Linked DNA regions of Homo sapiens: region 2 is linked to region 1. Evidence: chromatin loops called from intact Hi-C (ENCODE). Cell type or tissue: A673. All regions are shown on one strand. Links, peaks and the distances in the headings refer to the core of each region. The heading gives the core; the rest is flanking DNA. Region 1 overlaps BCL2L14 (BCL2 like 14). Region 2 overlaps LRP6 (LDL receptor related protein 6).

Region 1 (8,331 bases), core at 286-8,285:
AGCACTTTGAGATAGGACGGTGAAATGGCATTGGCCCAGTGAGTGTTGTAGCCTATAAGAGACCAGTCGCCTTTGCCCCTGAGTGGGGAAGAGGGGAGGTGGGGTGGGCAGATGGCATGGCTGAGTTGCTGGGTGGTAAAATTTTCACTGTTGATTTGTCACTAAGTTCTAACCTTTTATTTGTTTATTTACTTTTTTCCAGACAGAGTCTCACTCTGTCACCCAGGCTGGAGTGCAGTGGTGTGATCACAGCTCACTGCAGCTTGGATCTCTCAGGCTCAAGCGATTGTCCCACCTCAGCCTCCTGAGTAGCTGGGATGACAGGTGTGCATCACCACGCCTGGCTAATTTATTAAAATTCTTTTTCTAGAGATAAGGTCTCCCTATGTTGCCCAGGTTGTTCTTGAACTCCTAAGCGCAAGCAATCCTCCCACATCAGCCTCCCAAAGTGCTAGGATTACAAGGATGAGCCACCACCACACCCAACCTAAATCCTAAACTTTTAAAAGCTTGTACAAGCTGTCTTGGATGCCGTGTGGAGCAGCTGGGTTTTACCATGTAACATTTGAAGACTAACATTAGGTAATTCACAGGACTTGAAGACAGTAATGGAGTGGCGTTTTGGACAGAAGGTTGGTGTGCTCAAACTCCTAGGGCACTTCTGGGCTTTGTACAGCACTGGAGGTAAGAGAGGCAAGTAGGGGGCCTGGGAGGGACTGAGCCACAAGAGAAACAGGTTTTGACATCATATGCAGCTGCCAAGGTGGCTCCTGATCCCTCTCCCTGGATTCCTCCAAGCTGAAGGCTTCAGTGTCCTCCCTTCAGCCCTCCAGCCATTCACGGAAAGGCCACAGAAGATACTGCTCTGTCCATGATGCCATCCTCTGGTGGACATCTGACTCATAAAGCCATCTTTTCCATGGTTAGTCCACAGGGTTCAAAAACCAATAAGAAGCGAATGACGGAGAGAAGAAAGATCAAGAAGAAAAGGATCAATGTCTTTCCTCCTCGTTTTTTAAGAACCAAGCGAAACAGACTTTCCACTTTGTAATCCCCTTATTGCAGCCCAGCCGGCCTCCGCTGGAACTCTGGCCACCCATGGCCCCTGGCAAAGAAAGAAATGGCAAGAGGCTATCTTCCAAAGCCAAGGGAAACTTCCCTGGCCATGTCCTCAGGAGATGAGAAAGGAAAGCAGGCCTCTGCTGCCTTTTCAACCTTGTGCAGCTCATCTAGGGTAATCAGCATGCGGTTCTACCACCAGAAAGCACCCTGTGCCCATCTTGCACATTAAGAAGCTCCATGAAGGGTCCCAAAGGCTCTGTCCCCTCCTCCTCTCATAAGGCAGGGTGGCCACAAGATCACCAACAGGTACAAAATTACTCAATCTGGCTAACTGTGTACAGGGTATTGACTTTTTTTTTTTTTTTTTTTTTGAGACGGAGTCTCGCTCTGTTGCCCAGGCTGGAGTGCAATGGCACGATCTCGGCTCGCTGCAACCTCCACCTTCTGGGTTCAAGCCATTCTCTCTGCCTCAGCCTCCTGTGTAGCTGGGATTACAGGACGTAGTGGCTCCCGCCACTACGTCCAGCTAATTTTTGTATATTTTCAGTAGAGACAGGGTTTTGCCATGTTGGCCAGGCTGGTCTTGAACTCTTGACCTCAGGTGATCCTCCTGCCTCAGCCTCCCAAAGTGCTGGGGTTACAGCAGGGTATTGATTTCTGTGGGTTTGTGGACATGGAGTGAGACATGTCCAGGAGAAACTATAAGCAAACATGTTCCCACAGATGCACTAGCTCTAGTTAAAATTCCCATCTTGGATATTTTAATTTTAAAACATGAAAAAGAAAAGATTATATCCTTGTCAGACTTGGTCCTGTCTGATAGGCGAGGGAACACTGGATGGGGTGGGGAGAAGACAGAAAGGCTGTCTGTTCCTTGGAGTCTGTTTTGGGGGTCATCGTGGCGCCAGGAAGAGCAGGCCAACAGGGTCGGAAGGTCCCATTTCGCCTGTGGTCTGAGGCATTTGTTTTAAAGAGAAAGGGCAGGGGGTTGGGGTGTGACTTCCTTATGGACTGCTCTTTCCCACTCAGTATCCACTTTCTTCTTCTTCCTTAGTAACAGACCTCTAAAATGTGAGGGGCAGCAATGAACCCAGCTGAACAAACTATATTCCCTGGGCTCCCTTGCAGTAGGGAAGGGCCAATGAGATGTCAGAAGCTGGGGGCAGTTTCAAGAAAGCTCTCGAAAAGGGAGCTAAGGCTGGGTGCGGTGGCTCACGCCCGTAATCCCAGCATTTTGGGAGGCCAAGGCGAGGCCATCATTTTAGGCCAGGAGTTCGAGACCAGCCTGGGTAACACAGACCCCATCTTTACAAAAGATTAAAAAATAATAATAAAATAAAAGGGAGCTGAATTACCTAGAAAGAAGGCACCCTTTGCCCTTCCTTTGCTTCCTTTTTATTCTTGCCTGAGATGTAGACATGATGGGTGAAGCCCCAACAGCCACCTTTAGAATATAAGGTGACTTTGAGGTGGAAGCCACGAGCTGAGGGATGGCAGAATTCCCAGGAATTCTTTTTTTCACCCCGTCATCCAAGCTGGAGTGCAATGGTGTGATCTCAGCTCAGTGCAACCTGCGCCTCCCAGGCTCAAGTGATTCTCCTCCTTCAGCCTCTCGAGTAGCTGAGACTGCAGGCGCGCACCATGGCGCCTGGCTAATTTTTGTATTTTTTTTAATAGAGACGGGGTTTTGTCATGTTGCTCAGGCTGGTCTCAAACTCTTTGGCTCAAGTGATCTGCCCACCTCAGACTCCCAAAGGGCTGGGATTATAGGCATGAGCCACCCTGCCTGGCCATTCCCAGAAATTCTTAATAACTTTGTGGAGCTGTCATATCATGCCTGAGCTGCCAAACTTTTGTCCTCTTTTAAAGGAGAGAAAAGCAAACCTGTATATTATTTAAGCCATGGGTATTTGAGTGTTCCACTGTATATCGCTGAACCTCACCTTAACTATAACATTCCACGTGAGCAAATCGTAGCTATGGAGAAACAAAAGATTCACAAGTGAAAGAGCCTGGGTTGGTAGTCTTTAAAACTGGTGTTATTGTCCATTTCTCTGCATCCTGAGGCCTCTTCCTAACAGAGTTTGGTCTTGGGACATAATCTCACAGTTCCCATGTAAGCCCGGTACTGAGGCCTGGCAGTGGCTGTACAAGGCTACATAGTGACTTACAGTTAAAATAACCCAGGTGAGGCCAGGCACGGTGGCTCACGCCTGTAATCCCAGCACTTTGGGAGGCTGAGGCGGACAGATCACGAGGCCAGGAGATCGAGACCATCCTGGCTAACACGATGAAACCCTGTCTCTACTAAAAATACAAAAAATTAGCCGGGCGTGGTGGTGGGCGCCCGTAGTCCCAGCTACTCGGGAGGCTGAGGCAGGAGAATGGTGTGAACCCAGGAGGCAGAGGTTGCAGTGAGCCGAGATCAGGCCACTGCACTCCAGCCTGGGTGACAGAGCAAGACTCTGTCTCAAAAACAACAAACAAACAAACAAAAAAGAACCCAGGAGAAACCAAATTTGCAAGGCCTGATTTGTATGTGGCAAAATAGAAATAGAATGTGAGGCTCTCTTGGATCACGCTCAATGTAAAACCGACACAAGTAACACAAGTAAAAAACACACAATTAACTGACTAAATGCAAGCGTGAGGAGAAAGGTGATAAGGGAAGATAAGCTGTAAATATGTGTTTAAAGCCTTCTTAGGAGGTAATCATTTTTCATTTTTTATGGAGAATATTATTCAGCCATAGGTACTATTCAGCTATTCAGCACATTAACACATCACCTAAGTGTTTTTGAATGTAATCTTTAATTCTCAATCTCACATAAAAGTTTTCTTTCCCTACTGAAAAAAGAAATAAAAGCTTCTCTTGAAATTTTAGAAAATAAAAAAAATGTCAAATGACACTCCAGTAAATACTGAAATACAGAATGCAATTTATCTCAGGAAAAACCAGAAGACTAAGGTCTGTAAAAGCTTTCTCTGTCTGCTGGCAAAGTCCACAGTACAGGCCAAGTAGAAAAGCCTATTTAGGTGCCTCCAAACTGTTCTTTGCCCCAGAGCCCAGATGCCACCCCCGGCAGAAGAAGCCATGGCTGGGTGAGGGCAGCTGAGGGGTGGGGAGGCAGATGTGGAGGGAAGGACCACAGGGGGCCGCTCCCTCTTGCCCTAGACCTGCCCTAGCTGGGCAGAGTTCAGAGAGCAGATGCCTTGCTGTAAAAATGAAACAAGTCTAGGGAGAGGCCTGGACTTCTGGTGAGTCCAGGCTCTGCTACTTCCTGGATGTTTCCTTGGTAAGCCCTTTTTGTGGGACTCCCATTTCCTCATCCTGTCTGTGCCATGAGGTTCCCTCAGATGATCCTGACCATAACTCCCACTGTTCTAAACATCTGAAACTCTAATGGGAAAAGGGAGTTTCCTTGATCATAGTGAGTGATCTAAAGCTGTCTATGAGTGGGCTGATTCTCCAAGCAAGCCAGGACTGTCACATTTAAAAACTGAGACATTACTGCCACCTCTTGACTAATTATTGACAAGTTACCCAGGCCAATGAAACTCAGCAGGAGGGGGCCTTTCTTTTAAAATCTGGCTTTGCGGCTGGGTGCAGTGGCTCACACTTGTAATCCCAGCACTTCGGGAGCCCAAGGTGGGCAGATCACGAGGTCAGGAGTTCGAGGCCAGCCTGACCAACATGGTGAAACGCTGTCTCTACTAAAAATACAAAAATTAGCCAGGCCTGGTGGTGCGCGCCTGTGATCCCAGCTACTCAGGAGGCTGAGGCAGGAGAATTGCTTGAACCTGGGAGGCGGAGCTTGCAGTGAGCCGAGATTACACCACAGCACTCCAGCCTGGGCGACAGAGCAAGACTCCATCTAAAACACCTTAAAAAAAAAAAAAAAATCTGGGCTTTGGGCACTGGGCTTTGTTGAAGGGGAAGAAGATGCTTATGCCAAGGTGTGCGCATGAAGGGCAACTGTCTTTTTTTTTTTTTTTTTGGAGACAGAGTCTCATTATGTCACCCAGAGCTGGGGTGCAGTGATGTGATCTTCGCTCACTGCAGCCTTGACCTCCTGAGCTCAAGTGATCCTTCCACCTCAGCCTCCATAGTAGCTGGGACAACAGGCATGTGCCACCATGCCTCGCTAATTTTTTTATTTTAATTTTTTAATGGAGACAGGGTCTTGCTATGATGCCAGGCTGATCTCAAACTCTTGGTGTCAAGTGATCCTCCTGCCTTGGTTTCCCACAGTGCTGAGAGTATCGACGTGATGGGCTCTCACTCTGTCACCCAGGCTGGAGTGCAGTGGCATCATCTTGGCTCACTGCAACCTCTACTTCCCAGGCTCAAGCCATCCTCCCACCTCAGCCTCCCGAGTAGCCAGGACCACAGGCGTGCACCACCATGTCTGACTAATTTTTTTGTATTTTTTGGTAGAGACAGGGTTTTGCCATGTTGCTAAGGCTGGTCTTGAACTCCTGAGCTCAACCGATCCACCCACCTTGGCCTCCCAAAGTGCTGGGATTACAGGTATGAGCCTCAGTGCCTGGTGAAAATGTTTCATTAAGTACAATTAATTTTGTCCAACTGAGGGAAGATTTTGTCTAAATGCTTCTCAGTTGTTTTTGTAGGATGGTTTGTACTTTGTCAAGAGTCCTTTTACTCTTGCTCTCTGATCTTCCCATCAACCATACGAGGTGGAGAGAGTGGGGTACCCAATGTACAGATGGAAACACAGAGGCCCTGAGCGAATGAGTTGACTTAGGAAGAGCAGCGGCCCAGGCAGCCCAAGCAAGCCCCTGGTTAGGGCTCGTTCTTTTTTTTTTTTTTTTTTGAGACAAAGTCTTACCCTGTAGCTCAGGCTGGAGTGCAGTGATGCAATCTCGGCTCACTGCAACCTCCGCCTCCCAGGTTCAAGCGATTCTCTTGCCCCAGCCTCCCGAGTAGCTGGGAATACAAGCATGCGCCACCATGCCCGGCTAATTTTTTGTATCTTTAGTAGAGACGGGTTTTCACTATGTTGGCCAGGCTAGTCTTGAACTCCTGACCTTATGATCTGCCCACCTCAACCTTCCAAAGTGCTGGAATTACAGGCATGAGCCACTGCGCCTAGCCTCCTTCTTTTATATTGGTGTCTGGTACAGAGGACTAGGAATTTGGGAAACAAGCTTATTTATAGACAGTGGAGAAAGAAAACCAGTCCCAGCACCCTTAACTTCCATCATTTCCTTTTAGTCATTTTTTTTTTTTTGACGGAGTCTCACTCTGTCACCCAAGCTGGAGTGCAGTGATGCCATCTTGGCTCACTGCAAGCTCCGCCTGCTGGGTTCACGCCATTCTCCTGCCTCAGCCTCCCGAGTAGCTGGGACTACAGGCACCCGCCAACACGCCCGGCTAATTTTTTGTATTTTTTAGTGGAGACGGGGTTTTACCGTGTTAGCCAGGATGGTCTCAATCTCCTGACCTCATGATCCACCCGCCTTGGCCTCCCAGAGTGCTGGGATTACAGGCGTGAGCCACCGCGCCCAGGCAGCAACTCCTTTTAGTCTTGAGAAAAGCAGGGCAATTATGATTGAACACTAATAAGTTGGAAAGCTGAGGCACAACGCATGCCTTCTCTAAAGCCACTTTACAACATGAGAAGAGATGTACCACTCTGGACACAAAGAAGGGAAAAACCAGGAAGCGGGAGAGAAAGAAATCCCAGATGCCTACCTTCATGCTCCAAGCACTGCTCCACGTTAGAAAGACACCTGGACCACTGCTGGCTGTGCGAATCTTGGTATTCCAACGTCCTTTGACCCTGAGCAGAGACCTTGGCAGGCGTGCTCTGCGAATCTTCCTTCTCCACTACTCCAAAGAATGCTTTCCAAGAAGACTTTTTCTTGCCAAGGTTTATGGCCTTCTCACTGGATTGGGAATTTCTGCAAGGCCATGACACCTCTGTCCATGACTCATTTGCTGAACAATTCCCCAGGCCCCTCTGGGACAAACTTCTTGTTCTCAGCAGCTTTGGTGAGAAGAGAGCAGGGGTGCTCTTGAAGACATGATGTCTGGTGTAGTAGGCGAGGATTTTGAATTCTATGGTGTTTAGGTCATCATCATCTAGGGGGATTTCTTCCAGGTCACACCCACTGGTGCTACACATGTTGGGCCTGTAACAACAAAGTCCACACTGTGCCCTTCTATGCAGGGCCACTTACCCTTTGCAGGTTAGGAGAGACAGGGGTGAAAACTCAGGAAACATTTATTGAACATCTATTGTGTTTGTGCTGGAGGGTAGAGAGGGAAAAGCCACAGTCTTACTAGGGTGGGAAGAGAGACATGGCCATAGATAACTCCACATAAAGAAAATGAACTGCCGGGTGCGGTGGCTCACGCCTGTAATCCCAAAACTTTGGGAGGCCAAGGCGGGCAGATCATGAGGTCAGGAGTTCAAGACCAGCCTGGCCTATACAGTGAAAGCCCGTCTCTACTAAAGATACAAAAATTAGCCAGGCATGGTGGCGCACGCCTGTAGACCCGGCTACTTGGGAGGCTGCGGCAGAAGAATCGCTTGAACCCAGGAGTCGGGGGTTGTAGTGAGCTGAGATTGCGCCACTGCACTCCAGCCTGGCGACAGAGTGAGACTCCGTCTCAAAAAACAAAAAACAACAGAGAGAGAATGAACTAATGAACTAAGTAAGAGGTCTAACAGAGATGCAGATAGCCAGGTTAGAAGGCAGGGATAGGTGAGCTTCAAAGAAAGAGGCAAGTGAAAGCTTTTGGAAAGCTAGAAGGAGTTAGACAGGTGGGTGGATATTGGGGCTACAACAGGGCGGGCAGAGGGGAGATTATAGGTGAATTCAGAATGTGTTTGAAGAGTGGTGAGAGAACTGGGACAGCATACGTATGCAGTTTGCAAATAGCCAGGGCTTGAAAATAGTGGAGGGAAAATAAGTGAACTAGCACTTGGGTCCAGATTATGGTGGTCTTTGACTATCAGGCTGAAGCTTCGCATTTTCTCACGTTGATCAGTACATTTCAAAATGAGCTGTGGACTGTGGAGTTAAAGGTCTTGCTGGGGAGGTGGCAAAAGAGGGAGGCCAATTCAGGGAAGAGAAATGCCTGGGACCTGACCCTTCCCTTCCTCGGTTCCTTCTCCCTCTACCCTCTGCTTTAGCTTGTCCCGGCTTCTCTCTCCTCTCTCTCTCTCTTTCTTTTTTCTTGCTATATTTGGTATGCCATGTAAGATTTCATCTGAAAAAAGCATCCTGTTATTTTATTTT
Region 2 (8,331 bases), core at 208-8,207, 170 kb before region 1:
TTTGCAAGTGCTTTCAGGGAAGCATTAGAGTAAAACAGAAAACTATCTGTAGATGACAAAATACTTAAAACGGTGATGATTAACCTATTACTGATAATCTTAAAAGTGAAAGATCTCCTATTGCAAGGACGAAAAACCAAACACCGCATGTCTCACTCATAGGTGGAAATTAAACAGTGAGAACACTTGGACACAGGAAGGGGAACATCACACACCAGGTCCTGTTGTGGGGTGGGGGGAGGGGGGAGGGGTAGCATTAGGAGATACACCTAATGTAAATGACCAGTTAATGGGTGCAGCACACCAACATGGCACATGTATACATATGTAACAAACCTGCACGTTGTGCACATGTACCCTAGAACTTAAAGTATAATAATAAAAAAAAAGAAAAAAAGTGAAAGATCTTATGAAACTTTGTTAGAAAAGATAATGAAATTGGCAAGGAAGTTTGATTTTTGTGGCATGCGAACTAAAATCAACCCAAAAAAGTGTTAGACAAAAGCATATCTATAAGCGTAATGATTAACTTTATTTTATTATTATTTTTTGAGACAGAGTCTCGCTGTGTTGCCCAGGCTGGAGTTCAGTGGCGCGATCTTGGCCCACCACAACCTCTGCCTTCTGGGTTCCAGTGATTCTCCTGCCTCAGCCTCCTGGGTAGCTGGGATTACAGGCACGCGCCACCACGCCCTGCTAATTTTTATATTTTTGGTAGAGACAGGGTTTCGCCATGTTGGCCAGGCTGGTCTCAAACTCCTCACCTCAGGTGATCAACCTGCATCAGCCCCCCAAAGTGCTGGGATTAAGGTGTGAGCAACTGCGCCCAGCCGATTAACCTTATTTTAAAGAAGAGTGGCTAGTACATGTCATTTATGAATATAGATGAATATATTCATTGCAGAGAGAAAATCTAAAGACATATAATCCTAAGATGTAATGGACCATGAATATGTCAAGAGTATATCAAGAATGTATATATGTATAGAGTATATCAAGAATGTATCAAGATTATCAAGGAAAAAGATTTAGCAGTCTGGAGTAGGTCGTTAACTTCTATATAATAGCATTCCATAAGTAAATGATGTGAATTCTTAACTGAGAACCATTAGCCAACCTAGAAGATTAAAGAAGCCAAATTATGACCAAGTTAACATTGAGGAAAAAAAATCCCTGAAATTATGACTGATGACATTATACTGTTGTCTAATACCAGGCAAAGCAGCACCAGAACTCTGATTAATAGACATGGACAATGAGGGCATTGATGAATTTCTAGGAGCTTTATACCTTCATAGAACTTCCAAAATATCCCTATTAATAACATTTTACCTATACAAATTTAACTTAAACTTAGGGAGGGTAAGCCTCTCTGGCTTTGACAGTGCTTTCCATATGACCCATAACGTTTGATCAAATAAACTATTATTTTTAACATCTCTCTTTTACAAGGTAAAGGGAATTTTGATTTTCTAGGGCCCCTTAGGGGAAATCTCAAAGACAGTTGTTGGTACAAAAGGCATCATTTAGGAGGTTTGAACATTTGATTAAATAGGATCATGGGCCACTGTGGAAAAAAATACTTGGCTACATATTTAACCAAAAGTGACCGGAAAAAAAAAAAGATTTTAGTTCAGTGCGGTGGCCCATGCCTGTAATCTCAGTGCTTTGGGAGGCCAAGATGGGAGGATCACTTGAGGTCAGGAGTTTGAGACCAGCCTGGGCAACGTGGTGGGATCCTGTCTCTACAGAAATTAGCTGGGCGAAAGATTTCATGCCTATAGTTCTAGCTCCTCAGGAGGCTGAGGCAGGAGGATCGTTTGAGCCCAGGAGTTTGAAGCTGCAGTGAGCTATGATTGTGCCGTTGCAATGAGCCATGATTGTGCCACTATACTCCAGCCTGGACAACAGGGTGAGACCCTGTCTCTTAAAAAAAATATTGAAAAAAGTAAGCATGGGAGGTAATGCAGTGGTGAAGAACCTTACCCTTTTAAGGGTGTGAATACAGTTTTAAGTAATTAAGGACATGATAAAGTCAGCATTAAGCACAGGAAATTCTGGTAAGACACAATCTTTGCCTTCTGTGGAGATTATTCAGAAGGCAAAGGAAAACCTTTAATAACTTCTTTATTAAAAGCAGACTAATGGGCGGGGCACCGTGGCTCATGCCTGTAATTCCAACACTTTGGGAGGTCGAGGTGGGTGGATCACAAGGTCAGGAGATCGAGACCATCCTGGCTAACATGGTGAAACCCTGTCTCTACTAAAAAAAATGCAAAAAAAATTAGCCGTGCGTGGTGGCGGGCACCTGTAGTCCCAGCTACTCGGGAGGCTGAGGCAGGAGAATGGCATGAACCCGGGAGGTGGTGCTTGCAGTGAGCTGAGATCCCACCACTGCTCTCCAGCCTGGGTGACAGAGTGAGACTCCATCTCAAAAAACAAAAATCAAAAAGACAAACTAATAACTGAAGAAAATCCGTCATTTTAACAGAGAAAACTAAAATCTAGTTTTACGTAACTATAATATTTGATAAGCACTTAAAAACATCTTACAAATAAACCCGTCAAATCTTAGCCGGCTTTGGCTGGGCACGGTGGCTCACGCCTGTAATCCCAGCACTTCGGAGGCCGAGGTGGGCGAATCACTTGAGGTCAGCAGTTTAAGACCAGCCTGGCTAACATGGCAAAACCACGTCTCTACTAAAAATACAAAAAAATTAGCTGGGTGTGGTGGCGAGCGCCTGTAATCCCACCTACGAGGGAGGCTGAGGCAGGAGAATCACTTGAACCTGGGAGGTGAAGGTTACATTAAGCCCAGATTGTACCACTGCACTCCAGCCTGGGTGACAGAGCGAAACCCCATCTCGAAAAACGAAGAAGAAGAAAAAAATCAAGCCAGGTGCGTTGGCTCACGTCTGTTACCCCAGCACATTGGGAGGCTGAGGTGGGTGGATCATTTGAAGTTAGGAGTTCGAGACCAGCCTGGCCAACATGGTGAAACCTGCCTCTACTAAAAATACAAAAATTAGCCGGGTGTGGTGTTGGGCGCCTGTAGTCCCAGCTACTTGGGAAGCTGAGGCAGGAGAATCTCTTGAACCAGGGAGTCGGAGGTTGCAGTGAGCCGAGATTGTGCCACTGCACTCCAGCCTGGGTGACACAGTGAGACTTTGTCTCAAAACAAAACCCCCAAAATATTAGTAAATATGTATATGATATTTCTGTGTGCAGTGAACTGTAGTAGGCATTGATGATAAAATTAGTTATAAGGTATGGTTCTTGTTTCCAAGGGCTGAGATCCTAGAGGTAGGAAGTATGCTTAAAAAAAAAAAAAGCTAATATCATGTAAGTACTAAAGACTAAGGATTAAAAGAAGTAAAGCTGAGTCAATTAGAAAGGGTTACAGAGTAGGTAAGGTTTGACTCTGGCCTTGAAGGACTTGCTTGCTGGGAGAAAAAGAGAAGTATGGAGTAGGCAGGAAAATGAATACTCTGCAATGATGGGTGTGATGTACTCCCAGTTTACATGTTTTGAAACCTGTTTGTATGATGCAGAGACTATAAAAGATTAATTTAGAGTCCTAGGTAGAAGTCATGGTGGAAGGCTGAGGTATTGAGGCATTTTGTAAATTTAGGCAAGGGGAATCAGAATGGCTTTTGAGTTGGCTAAACTGAAAGTATTAGAAGTAGAAAAGGAAAGGGGAGAATATTGAGATAACTTACTATTAGGATATTTTAGGCCTAAAGTCATGAAGGTCTAGAGTAGGATAGTGGTTTTAAAAATGGAGAAGAGGAGACAGATTTAAAGACATGCTTGTAAAATAAGAGTCAACAAGACAGTAATTGTCAGACTAGGGGAAAAGGGGAGGGGCTCAAAGATGGCTCCAAGGCATGCCAGTAAGGTTAGAATTGTGTACCATTGACTGGTGAGGGATTTTGTTGTTTTGGGGGAAAGGTGATGAATTTAATTTAACGGGAGGTAGAGATGGCCAACAAAAAGTTAGAGGGACAGAACTAGAGATGATGTTTTGGGAATTAGCTGCATAGAATTGCTTGTTGACCAGGTGAACTTTAATTAATTTATTTCCTTCCTTCCTTCCTTCCTTCCTTCCTTCCTTCCTTCCTTCCTTCCTTCCTTCCTTCCTTCTGTTATAGCACAACTTATATATTTCAAATGGACAAAAAATTAGTTTTACAGCATCTTAAGATAAATTTCCTTTGAATGGGAGCTTCCTTTCCAGTACTTTGAGGTCTACAAGACATATCTAGAAAATTTGCTGCTGTGGAAAATGAAGACTGCTTAAATTGAATGAGGGGGAAGAGGAAGGGCCTGTGGTTTTTCTTTTCGATTAATTGCTGTAACACTGTGTTGTGGTTTTTCTTTTCGATTAGTTGCTGTAACACTGTCCTTGAGGTGGCTGAGGGAGTTTCATATTTTCTTTAGACACCATTAGGCGCCAAAGCTCTTGCAGGACAACTTTGGTGCTGTGAATTCTGCCATTTTGCTAGCACTGATATGGCTCTTGGGTCCACCAATCCATTAGAACTATTAACTCCATTCATATTAATTTTTTGTTACAAATCTTACAAAGGGGGGTGCTTCTGGGTATTTAGGTCCACATTTTATTTTAAGGCTGTATATTCAGTTTTCATAAATTGTTCTTGCAGGCCCAATTATCATCCCTGTACGTCTTGTAAGTGTCACGTCTTTATCATTGTCTAGACCTCAGCTAACTGCCATCTCCTACTCCTTTCTGGCCTTCTTTGAGTTCTTCCAAAAGTGGGAAATTGCAAGGGACTTTTACCCCCGAGCCTGTGGTGGCTGCCACCTTGTGTTGCTGTTGCTTGTGAACTTTAATTTTTTATACTCTGTCATTTGGAACAACAGAGAGTCTTAGGATACCTATATATAGGAAGTGGAAGGTTTGAAACAAGACAAGAAAAAATAGGTAGTATTGTATGAGGAGAACATTCTATATAGGTAGGGATATAGTCAACAGCATTGACTGCTCTAGAGGTGTTAAGAATAAAGACTGAGAGGCTGGGCGCAGTGGCTCAAGCCTGTAATCCCAGCACTTTGGGAGGCCGAGGCGGGCGGATCACGAGGTCAGGAGATCGAGACCATCCTGGCTAACACGGTGAAACCCCATCTCTACTAAAAATACAAAAATTAGCTGGGCGTAGTGGCGGGCGCCTGTAGTCCCAGCTACTCGGGAGGCTGAGGCAGGAGAATGGCGTGAACCCGGGAGGCGGACCTTGCAGTGAGCCGAGATTGCACCACTGCACTCCAGCCTGGGCGACAGAGCCAGACTCCATCTCAAAAAAAAAAAAAAAAAAAAAAAAAAAAGAGTAAAGACTGAGAAAAGACCACTGGATTTGGTTATAAAGATTTAGAGGAAGCACTTGCAGTTGAGTGATGGATAGGAAGTTAGATAAAAGAGTAATAGCTAATGAATGGTAGTGTGAAGTATATATACCAATGTTATAAGATTTTGCAGTTAGTAGAAATATAATTATTATTCTGATGGTAGCAAGGTTAGGGTTATTAAAACAAAACAATAGCAAGGAACCTGGCGTAAACCATTGAAAATACGAGAAATACAGAACAATTGATAGAGCGAAGTTGTAGAGAGGAGGTAAGGAGGCTGAACCGAAAGTATTGCTTTAGCCTTAGGAGGAAGGCCATCTTCTCATTTGAGACTGAGGACAAGGTAAGGGAAGATGGGTGGAGAGAAAATTTTGAGAGGTATAAATTAAGATGTTGGGGATGTATGACATTTACCTTGTATCCTGCTTCACTGAGATTGTTTTATGAGATGATCTGAGGATAAAGGATTCAGGGCATGGAAATTAGTCTTTAAAAGTAGAAAAGGCTTAGAAAGGCTGGTAGAGAAAGTTTCCCAGGAGTTTAATAAAGGAAAACAAGGATTCCTGAGCACTGTGAGTGTTCCACTGAAGAGAAGTGATGGTGATTATTTGGGTTATCTGAATACTAGGCAGTCAGAAAGTAAGCTCTCTGGAATGGAAGATACTGGCATGTTCCAGGGAGCAAGTATGTGGTTCCAGTGTATCTGTTTGGTAGATAAAAACAATGTTACAAATCAAATTATACCTATCAGATATCCCATTTAATATGTTGCTGAACAGATACTGGTGACAATGTAATAGAAAGTATTCAAGCATCAGAAGGGTGGTTGGACAGGATGAACCCTGGGATTTCCTTTCAATAGTGTGGTTTATGTGCAGCAGATTTATGTACAGTCCTTTACAAATCCTCAATTGTAACCAGTATTGCTAACTTAAAAAAGATTAACTTTGCCTCCTTCACCCGTTTTCAGGAGGGAGAAGAGACTCAGAATGCTTGTGAGGCCTTAACTGACCAGAAAGCGTTTTTGGATTTTGTAGACCAAAAATATTCAGTACACGTAGAAGTGTTAAAGTTTGACTTGAAAGCAATGAAAGACATTTGGCTGCCACCTAATGTCCTATAGCTTTGATATAGTTTTCCAAGATAGTGCCATAAAGAAGGTGCCCAGTAAATATTAGATGATTATCACTCTTGAATTTTCAATTTTAAGTGTTTCGTGGGTATTCCTTAGCCTTATGCAGCACTTAGCATTGTATCCTTCACTAGTAGGGACCTTTTTTCTGATGTTTATATTTGGCCCATAGTATGAGAGACTCAGTATAGTGGGCTCTGTGGGGACTGATAAATCAGTGTGATGTGTGAAGGCCAGAAATGAATTAAAAGTGACTCTGTTAGGGAAGTTTATGAATTTGCTGATAGCTGCAGCAGATACACAGAATAAGCAGAAAGATTGGTTAGCCACTTTTTAAAAAAGCTGTCTGCCAGTTTGTTTTTGACTAAGAAAGTTGGATTTAAGCTTAGTTAGGGAAGTTTATGTTGTACTTATAGATGAAAATAGTATACATTTATAACTATTTGACAGACACAATCTATAGTGTAAACATCACTTTTTTCTTACACTTTTTTGAGATTGGAGTAATTTCTTGAAAAGGGGAATCGTTACTTCTAAATGGTAGTTGGGCTTGGCTTCAGATGACACAGTTGTAGACCCTTAGTAAGTAATTATGAAAGAAGATCATGTAGATAATTGTATCATAACTCACTCTTTTTTTTTTTTTTGAGACAGGGTCTCCCTCTGTCACCCAGGCTCACTGCAGCCTTAAATTCCTGGGCTCAAGTGACCCTCCCATTTTAGTCTCCTGAGTACCTAGGACTACAGGCGTGCACCACTATGCCTGGCTACTTTTTTAAATTAATTTTTTTGTAGAGATGGGGTTTCCATGTGTTGCCAAGGCTGGTCTTGAACTCCCGGGCTTAACCAAAGTGCTGGGATTACAGGCGTGAGCCACCGTGCCTGGCTTGGTCTTACTTTTGCTGCCTCATTTATGTTCTGCATTCCAGCCTCTAGATGTGTGCTATCCAATACTACCACTAGCCACACTTGTCTATATAAATTGGAATGAATTAAGATTATATAAAATTGGGGCCGGGCGCAGTGGCTCACGCCTGTAATCCCAAGCACTTTGGGAGGCCCTGGCGGGTGGATCACCGGAGGCCAGGAGTTCAAGACCAGCCTGGTCAACATGGCGAAACCCCACCTCTAGTAAAAATACAAAAAATTAGCCGGACCCATAGTGGTGGGCACCTGTAATCCCAACTACTCAGGAGGCTGAGGCAGGAGAATTGCTTGAACCTGGGAGGCGGAGGCTGCAGTGAGCTGAGATCGTGCCATTGCACTCCAGCCTGGGCAACAAGAGCAAAACTCTGTCTCAAAAAAAAAAAAAAAAAAAAAAAGTTTATATAAAATTAAAAATTTAATTTTGTAGTCACACTAGCCACATTTTAAGCGCTCCATAGCTGCGTGTGACTGGTGGTACTGTGTTATGCAGTGGAGAGGACATTTCCATCATCACAGAAAGTTCTGTAGGACAGTAGTGCTCTAGATTTTTAATTGTTGCTTGATACTAGGAAAGTAAATGTCAGAAGCTTGGAATAGATATTTAATAAAAACCAAAAAACATGGAATTTATACTACCTCACTCCCAACAGCTTCAACTTTCTCAAAGTTAAATGTTATTTCTGTAAGATTGGCTTTATATTTAGTTTCGGGTCTTTTCAAAGGTCATTTTAATAGTAATATAGAACAGAATAAAGTAGCTTTACTAAGAACTATTTCTGTCAAACTGTAACAGTTTTATTAAGGTATAATTGATAGACAATAAATTTTGCTTATGTTAAGTGTAAAATTTAATAAGTTTTGACATGTTTACACCTCCGAAACCATCATTATTGATAATATAGCTCATC

Evidence for each region. A loop is a pair of places that touch in the nucleus more often than their neighbours do. Peaks named below come from ENCODE experiments on the same cell type or tissue, not always from the same donor. Only the 100,000 strongest peaks of a DNase experiment are listed, where the experiment ranks them.
Region 2: a loop joins it to region 1, with 8 times the contacts of the local background. A loop is called at or near these places in 1 of 110 quality-filtered maps.

The regions. Positions count from the first base shown.
Region 1 is chr12:12,078,186-12,086,516 of GRCh38, reverse strand. BCL2L14 (BCL2 like 14) reads right to left here. Exons shown (of 6, transcript NM_138723.2): 2 at 6,779-7,218. The coding sequence starts at 7,211. Among named protein-coding and RNA genes, the nearest start is that of BCL2L14, 11 kb to the right of the region's middle. RefSeq lists a silencer at 4,388-4,682. In A673, for the core only: a CTCF peak has its summit at 4,588; a DNase peak (open chromatin) is centred at 4,556; H3K27ac peaks cover 1,828 bases.
Region 2 is chr12:12,245,484-12,253,814 of GRCh38, reverse strand. All of the region lies in intron 1 of LRP6 (LDL receptor related protein 6), which reads left to right. It also overlaps the pseudogene LOC101929053. Among named protein-coding and RNA genes, the nearest start is that of LRP6, 17 kb to the left of the region's middle. In A673, for the core only: a CTCF peak has its summit at 4,500; DNase peaks (open chromatin) are centred at 3,984 and 4,254; H3K4me3 peaks cover 302 bases; H3K27ac peaks cover 7,129 bases.